Regions from separate parts of the Homo sapiens genome. Here region 1 is linked to region 2. Evidence: chromatin loops called from intact Hi-C (ENCODE). Cell type or tissue: ovary. All regions are shown on one strand. Each heading gives the region's core, and the rest is flanking DNA. Links, peaks and the distances in the headings are about the cores only. Region 1 overlaps LOC102723633 (a long non-coding RNA gene). Region 2 has its middle 110 kb from the start of OLIG3.

Region 1 (4,395 bases), core at 122-4,121, 53 kb before region 2:
TAGAGGCATCTAGTCCTCACCTCTTTCACAAAGAAGAACCAAAATAGTCAGTAGATAATCACATTTCAAATAGATCAACTAAGAGAAAGCATGTAATTCAACAGGGAAGTGACAGGAAACACCAAAATCAGGGAAGGAGAGAGATGTAAGGCAGTCTCCACAGCCTGGAGCAGCTGGGAGCTTGGAAAAGCTCCCTAATGTAAGGGAAAGGTAAGTGGGTGACTCCCAGTGGTCCACATTTCCACCATAGACTCCTGAGATTCTAGCCACGGGAGAGCCTCTTGATCACATTGGCCCTAAGACTAACACAGCCACCACCACCACCAGTGAAAACTGCTTAGGTCCTGGAGAGTTGTTCAACCAATGCTACTGCCATTAGTCATGCCAGAGCTCTGACCAGGGACCTGAGAACCTGCCCATTTTCCCAGCCCACCACTGCCATTCCCAGTACCCAAGTCAGCCACTTGGAGGCCCAAGAATTGACCTATCTAGACCAGCTAACACTGGTGCCAGCACATGGGACCCTGGGGCCCAAGGACAGACATTCTCAGCCTGCTGCTGCCACCACTAAATCCCAAAGACTGGGCCACCTGGCATTCCAGTCACTAGCAAAATATTATCACAGGCCTCCACTAACAACCACACCCCAAACCACCAAGAAAATCATAGACATCACTAATGCAGTTTATGGCTGAATAAATTGTGCAGAGACTACAATACTACAGGCAACCAGAATAAAAGCCAAAGTGCCTTACCCAGCCACACCATAGACACATCTTCAGGGAAAAGTCCTCCCCTGTGAAAGCAAATTCAAAAAATTAGAAACAACTGTTACACCAGTCATGCAGATATCAACATCAGAACACAGGAAACATGAAAAAGCAAGAAAATATGATACCTCCAAAGAAACAAAATAATTCTCCAGTAACAGATTTCTATCAAAAAGAAATTTATAAAATCCCAGAAAAATTTCAAAATAATCATATTAAAGAAGCTTGGTGAGATACAAGAGAATTCCAAAAAAAAGTACAAAGAAATCAGAAAAACAATTCAGGGTATGAATGAGAAATTTATCTAAGAGATAAATATCATTAACAAACAAACAAACAAATAGGAATTCTGGACCTGAAGCATTCATTGAATGAAGTACAAAATACATTCAATAGCTGTAACAACAGATTAGACCAAGTGAAGAAAGAATCTCAGAACTTGAAGACGGGTCTTTTGAAATAAACCGTTCAGACAAAAAAATTTTAAAGAATAAAGAACAATGAGCAAAGCCTATGTGACATAAGGGGTACCATAAAGTGACCCAATTTTCAAATTCTCTGTGTCTCAGAAGGTAAAGAGAAAACAAAAGAGTTGGAAAACCTATTTAATGAAATAATAGATGAAAACTTCCCCAAGTCTAGCAAGATATTTATACATTCACATACAGGAGGCTCAGAGATCCCCAGATAGATACAATTCAAAAAGATCTTTTCTATGGCACATTACAGTAAAACTGTTAAAAATAAAAGACAAAAAGAATTATAAAAACAGCAAGAAAAAAAGAAAGTCTAGTCACTTGTAAAGAAACCTCCAACAGGCTAACAGTAAATTTCTCAGCAGAAAACTCACCAGGACAAGAGAGAATGGGATGATATATTTAAAGTGTTAAAAGGAAAAACTGTCAGCCGAGGATACCATACACAGTAAAATGAAGAAGAAATAAAGTCTTTCCCAAACAAGCAAAAGCTGAAGCAATTTATCATTACGAGACTGGCCCTAATGGTATCTATCATCATGAAAATGCATGAAAATATAAAAACCACTGGTGGAGCAAACACAGAAACAAGGAATAGACTCAAATATTACCACTACAAAAAGCCACCAAGCCACAATAATGAACAATCAGAGAGTAAGAAATGAACAATACAAACCCAAAATCAAATAATAGAAGGATAGCCCCTCACATATCAGTAATACCTTGAATATAACTGGATTAAACTTTTTCACTTAAAAGATATAGACTGGTTGAGTGGATTTTAAACTATATGCTGCCTACAAGATATTCATCTCACCTGCAAAGACACATATAGACTGAAAGTAAAGAGATGGAAAAATATATTCCATGCAAATAGAAACCGAAAGTTAGCAGGAGTATCTATACTTATATCAGATAAAGCAGACTTTAAGTCAAAAACAGTAAAAAGAGACAGTTATTATATAATGATAAAGGGATCAATTCAACAAGAGTTGAACATATATGCACCCAACACCAGAGCACCCAGATATATAAGGCAAATATTATTAGATCTAAAGAGAGAGATCGACTCCAATACAATAATAATTGGAGACTTTAACAACCCACTCTCAGTATTATACAGATCATCCAGGCAGAAAATCAACGAAGAAACACTGAATTTAAACTGCGCATTACACCAAATGGACCTAACAGACACTTACGGAACACATTGTCCAGTAGCTACAAAGTAGGCATTCTTCTAATCAGCACATGAAACATTCTCCAGAATAGATCACGTGTTACAACACAAAACAAATCTCAATAAATATTTTAAAAATGAAAATCCTATCAAGTATCTTCTCAGACCACAATAGAATAAAACTAGAAATCAATAACAAGAGGAACACTGAAAAGTGTACAAATGCATAAAAATTAAGCAACAAGCTTCTGAATGAATGAACACTGGGCCAAGAAGAAATTAAGCAGGAAATAAAAAAATTTATTGAAATGAGAAAACTGAAGCACCACATACCAAAACCTAAGCAATACAGCCAAAAGAGCACTAAGAGGGAAGTTTATAGCAGTAAACGCCTACATCAAAAATATGAAAAGATTTCAAATAAACAATCTAACAATGCACCTCAGGGAACTAGAAAGGCAAGAACAAACCAAATCCAAAATTAGTAGAAATAAAAAAATAATAAAGATCAGAGCAGAACTAAATGACATAAAGACTGAAAAACTATAAACAATCAACAAAAGAAATAGTTGATTTTTAGCAAAGATTAACAAAATCAATAAATCACTTGCTGGATTAACCAAGAAAAAAGAAAATAGACCAAAATAAATAAAATCAGAAATGAAAAAGACATTACAGCTGATACCACAGACATATGAAAGATAATCAGACTATTAAGAAGAACTATACACTAATGCATTGGAAATCCTAGAGGAAGTGGATAAATTCTTGAATACCTACAGCCTACCAAGATTGAATCAAGAAGAAATAGAAATAGAAAACTTGAACACACAAATAATGAGTAATGAGATTGAATTATTACTAAAAAGTATCCCAAGAAAAAGAGTCCAGATTATTTCACTGCCAAATTCTACCAGGGTTACAAACAAGCACTAACACCAATTCTCCTCAAACTATTCCAAAAAATTGAAGAAGGAGGAATGTTCCATAACTCATTCTATGAGGCCAGCATTACCCTGATACCAAAACCAGATAAAGACACAACAAACAACAAAACTAGAGATTGATGTCCCTGATGAACACAGATGCAAAAATTCTCAACAAAATGCTAACAAAATAAATCCAGCAGCACATCAAAATATTGATGTCATGTTCAAGTGGGATTTATTCCAGGGATGCAAGGATGGTTTAACATATTGAAATCAATAGGCCGGGTGCAGTGGCTCACTCCTGTAATCCCAACATTTTGGGAGGCCGAGGTGGGTGGATCACCTGAGGTCAGGAGTTCAAGACCAGCCTGGCCAACATGGTGAAACCCCATCTCTACTAAAAGTACAAAATTAGCAGGATGTGGAGGCTCACGCCTGTAGTCCCAGCTCCTCAGGAGGCTGAGGCAGAAGAATCGCTTGAACCCGGGAGGCAGAGGCTGCAGTGAGCCAAGATCATGCCACTGAACTCCATCCTGGGCAAGACAGAGTGAGACTCCATCTCAAAAAAAAAAAAAAAAAACCACAATAAATATGCTATATCACATCAACAGAATGAAGGACAAAAACCATGTAATCATCTCAATAGACACATGAAAAGCTTTGATAAAATTCAACGTCTCTTCATGATAAAAACTCTTAACAAACTAGACACAGAAGGAACATACATCAAAATAATAAAGTCCAAATATGGCCTTTATGTGACAGACCCACAGGCAGCATCATACTGTATGGGGAAAAGCTGAAAGCCTTTCCTTTAAAAACTGGAACAAGACAAGAATGCCCACATTTACCACTCCTATTCAGCATAGTAATGGAAGCCCTAGCCTAAGCAACCAGGCAAGAATAAGAAATAAAAGGCATCTAAAGTAGAAAAGAGAAAGTCAAATTATCCCTCTTTGCTGATAATATGATCTTATAACTACAAAAACCTAAAGATTCCCTTAAAAAACTCTTAAATCCCATAAATAAATTCAGTAAAT
Region 2 (4,395 bases), core at 116-4,115:
AAGAACTAATATTATGCCATAAAAACTAAGGTTCAGAGTGCGTCTTGTAGGAATTCCTCCCCAAGAATGCATTTTCTATGAGGAAGACACAGCGTAGCAGAGGCGGGATTCAAACCACAGCAGTCTGTCTAGAATTCCTTGCTCTTAGTCATTGAGTGGGGGACATTACATTACAGTCTTAGGGATGTTCATACAGGGCTCCAAATATTTCTGACAGCACAGATATGAACAGAATTCTGTTACCATGGTGGCCATATTCACTTATCGGCAAATATGGCAATTGATGACTTAGGCCTTTCTTTGCTGGAGACAGTCTCACCTAGGAAAATGCAACTGTATATTAATAGAAGGGCTGTGAAGCTAGGAATGTATTTGTCTGGATTCCATGAATCCATTTTATTCCATTCCCTAGACCTTATGAAAACCAACTCAGTGCTTTCTCTCCAGAGGATTGGCTAAGGGATCAAACCTAGTAGGAGAAAAGAGGAATCCCCAGTGTTCTGAATGGTGTCTCCCTAAGGGAGAGATACCAAAGAAAAGCTCCACTTCTTATCACTTAATAAAGAAAAATAAAGGAATCCCTGTGATAGAAAACAACCTCATACAACAATCCAAACCAGTAATTTGCCCGGACCGGGCTATTCTCTGAAAAAGTTGTCAGAATCTCAGGAAGGATAGAGATTCCAAAGAGGCATTCAGCCAACGTAATTAACAGAGCTTACATGGCAGGCTGCCTTTGGATTTCTAGTCATGAACTGAGGGGCTGGGAAAGCAGGATGGATCCAGCAATCATCCCATCTCAATATGTTTGCACCTTGATACCAGTCCCTGGAGGACACAGGGCTGCCGCCAGCCTCACTCATCACACAGAATTAGTGGGTATGTGAGTGCTGTGGCATGGCAGCTCTGCACAGCAGTCACTGAGCGAGAAGATTTATTGCTCTATTTGACAGTCTGTTATTCACTAACTGAGCATGACACATCTGGGATTTAGAATCATCAACTTGACATCTAACAGGAGAACAAACCTTTGGGAGAGGACCGAGTCGGGGGAGACAGCAGGGGAAAGAGGCAGTTTGCAGAATAGATCTTCCATTTCCCTGCTGACCCCGATTATGGGTCCAGGCTGGAGGTCATCGCCAGATAGAAGGGAAGAAGCAGAGGCACAGAAGGTCTTGGCCTGGAGGGATATAAAAAGCTGTAGATTCAGAGCAAGAAAAGGCACGCTGGGCCCTTGCAGGGGATGCACATCTTTCCTGGTCACATTGGGCAGGCCTTTGTTCTTCTTGTCTTGTAGGAATCCATATTCCATGAGGAACACACAACAGCCTCCCTCCAGGTCTCCCTCTCTTTGCATTGAAGCAGAGTCTTGCCGCTAGAGAAGAATGAGCATTACTGCTTGAAGCCACTCTTTCGGTGATCAGACCCCAGCTGGCAAGATGGCCCCTCATCCCCTTTTCCATGCCCTGGCCCTGCCCCACCAGCTGGGTGGGCTAGGGTTGGGCCTATGCACCTGTTTATCCTCTGCATAGCCCCCTTGCATTAAAACAAGGGTAAAGACAAAACCTTTTCTTGCCCAACTTAAAGCTAAGGTTCTGTCCACAGAATTACTGCAGGCTCCACCTTTGCCATGAATAAGATAGTGGGCTCACTAATGATCAGAAAGATAATTTATTTAATCTTCATGTATCCACTGGGAGCCATGGCTCAGAGGCCCATGAATAAAAATGGCAAGTTTGCTCAGAGCATTCAAGGCAGTTCAGACAATTTGTTTAGCCTGCTGCTAAGTGCTCCAAGGACTTATACTATCCCTGCTGAAAATAGCATGCATCCATGTGCACGTGCACAAACACACACACTCATTAAACCATCTAATCTCTATGCTTATATTCTAGCAAGTAAATACAAGATGACATAAAAGTTTTAATGCCTAACTTATGCCTCTTTCGGTTCTCATTTTTTACTCCCTTATAATATGCGTGTTCCCTCTCCATTTATCTGCTCTCTTTTTCTGTGTTTCTTTATCTGTTTCTCCTCTTCTCACCTCCACCCAACCCCTCCCCGGATTTCCCCTTCTGTCTCAGCAAGTCGAGGAGATAAATAAGACAGTGAAACCACAAGCGGGGGCTCTGATTCACCCTTCCTCCTAATCCCTATTGCAAAACTCTGTAAAGAAATAGCACCAGCAATGAAGAAGTGAATTCTCTCACCAGGGAGAATTGTTCCATTTTACTCTAAACATTTCTTAAAATTTTAACTTGCAGCTCCCGCTCAAAGGACAGACATTTTTAAAGTTGAAGACAAATATGACCCTCCTTTTTTTTTTTTTTTTTTTTGAGACAGGGTCTCACTCTGTTGCCCAGGCTACAGCGCAGTGGCACAGTCTTGGCTCCCTACATATTCAATCTCCCAGGCTCAAGCAATCCTCTCACCTCAGCCTCCTGATTAGCTGGGAACCACAGGAGTTAGCCATGCCTGGCTAATTTTTTAAATTTTTGTAGAGATGGGATCTCATCATGTTGCCCATGGTGGTCTTGAATTTCTGGACTCAGGCAATCCACCTGCCTTGGTGTCCCAACATGCTGGGATTACAGGCATGAGCCACCATGCCTGGCCTGACCCTCTTTTTTGCTGATTTACTGATTTGTTAGAAGTACTAGAAAGATTACAAGCATATCAATTAGTATATAAACTCTTAGATATGATATTATACACAGTACTGATGAGGAAGGTTTAAAACAATTTAACCAAATTAAGAACCGAAAAAGCTGAAGAGGGGAAAAAACCCAAGAGTTTTTCAACCAGGAACCAAGAGTACATGACAATGAGACAACTGCCAGAAGAAAAATACTTTAAAAACCTGCTTGGAATAAGAAATAGATCAATACTGAAAAACACAGAGACCTAGACATTCCTGACACTAGGAAATCTCTCATGTACCTTCCTTTCCTCTCCTGGGATTGAGCTTTTATAATGATATGGATACCCTGAGTGTGATACTTACAAGACTGTCATCATTGGTAGTTATATTTCCTCTATTAATTCAACCCCATTCAATACCTTTTATGTCACGGCATTGCAAGGGAGGAAATCCAAGGAGTTTCTGCTTAACATGCTATGTATTTGTAGGAGTGCTGGCAAGGGGTCACCAAGTGAGGGCAGTGACCCTTCCAATGCAAGTCTTCTGGGTTAGGTTCTTATGAAGGTGATGTGTAGTAAGTGCTTCTCCTCCCTGCTGGGATATAGGTCACCATGGATCAGGGTCCTGGACCAGGCTTGGCACCTTTATGGTCAGGTAAGCATGGGTGCTCAGGGGCATTTCAGGTCATGGTTTAGAGCAGCGGTCCCTATACTTTTGGCACCAGGGATCAGGGACCTGTTTCATGGAAGACAATTTTTCCACGGACCAGGGTGAGGGGGATGGTTTCGGGACGATCCAAGCACATTACATTTATTGTGCACTTCATTTCTATTATTATTGCATTTTAATATATAATGAAATGATTATACAACTCACCATAATCTAGAATCAGTGGGAACCGTGAGCTTGTCTTCTTGAAACTAGATGGTCCTATCTGGGGGTGATGGGAGACAGTGACAGATCATCAAGTATTAGATTCTCATAAAGAGCCTGCAACCTAGATCCGTCGCATGTGCAGTTCACAATAAGGTTCATGCTCCTATGATAATCTAATGCCTCCGCTGATCTGACAGGGGCGGAGCTCGGGCAGTAATGTGAGCAATGGGGAGTGGCTATAAATACAGATGAATCTTCTCTTGCTCACCTGCTGCTCACCTCCCGCTGTGCAGCCTGTTAGGAACCCCGCTGCACAGCAGAAGGTAACGGTGGCTGTGGCCCGGGGGTTAGAGACCTCTGGTTTAGAGCTCAAAGTCTACCATCAGGCAATTCCATGTTGGCAAGATTCTAGGCAGGGCAGGAACTGCAGGAACCACCACAGCTTTGGAAAGAACCCTTAAGTCTCCTGAATCAGAGAAGCTTTTATCCTCACTGGTTAGTCTTCCCATTTGGACCCAATATCTTACTCTGAGTCTCAGAAAGTTTTGCAAATTATGCAATCCTGTGTCTCCTGAGAATTAGGATATTTCTCTAAATACTCAGAAGTGCCACCCAAGGAACCAGCCTTCTGTTGCTCAGACCAGTGCCTACAACGGAGCAGCTCAGTCCTGCTTGGCCTCTTCCTCCCACAGAGCATGTTCCCTTTACAAAAGGACACAGAGAAGTCTGGCCTGGGACTATCAGTCCACCTGGTGGCTTTTTGTGTGGGCCTGCCCTCATGAGACGGATTTTACATCCTTCATTTCTTCTGTCCTAGCCAAACTCCCTATCCTTGGCTAACTCTATCTGTTTATTTTTGTGCGAACAGTGCCATAACA

What was found. Hi-C counts contacts between places; a loop is a spot of excess contacts. Peaks named below come from ENCODE experiments on the same cell type or tissue, not always from the same donor. Only the 100,000 strongest peaks of a DNase experiment are listed, where the experiment ranks them.
Region 1: a loop joins it to region 2, with 4 times the contacts of the local background. A loop is called at or near these places in 1 of 110 quality-filtered maps.

Annotation. Positions count from the first base shown.
Region 1 is chr6:137,440,158-137,444,552 of GRCh38, reverse strand. The region is part of intron 3 of LOC102723633 (a long non-coding RNA gene); the gene reads right to left. Among named protein-coding and RNA genes, the nearest start is that of OLIG3, 52 kb to the left of the region's middle. In ovary, for the core only: no CTCF peak of the experiment used is centred there; no DNase peak of the experiment used is centred there.
Region 2 is chr6:137,386,985-137,391,379 of GRCh38, reverse strand. No RefSeq gene overlaps it. Among named protein-coding and RNA genes, the nearest start is that of OLIG3, 110 kb to the left of the region's middle. In ovary, for the core only: no CTCF peak of the experiment used is centred there; a DNase peak (open chromatin) is centred at 2,067.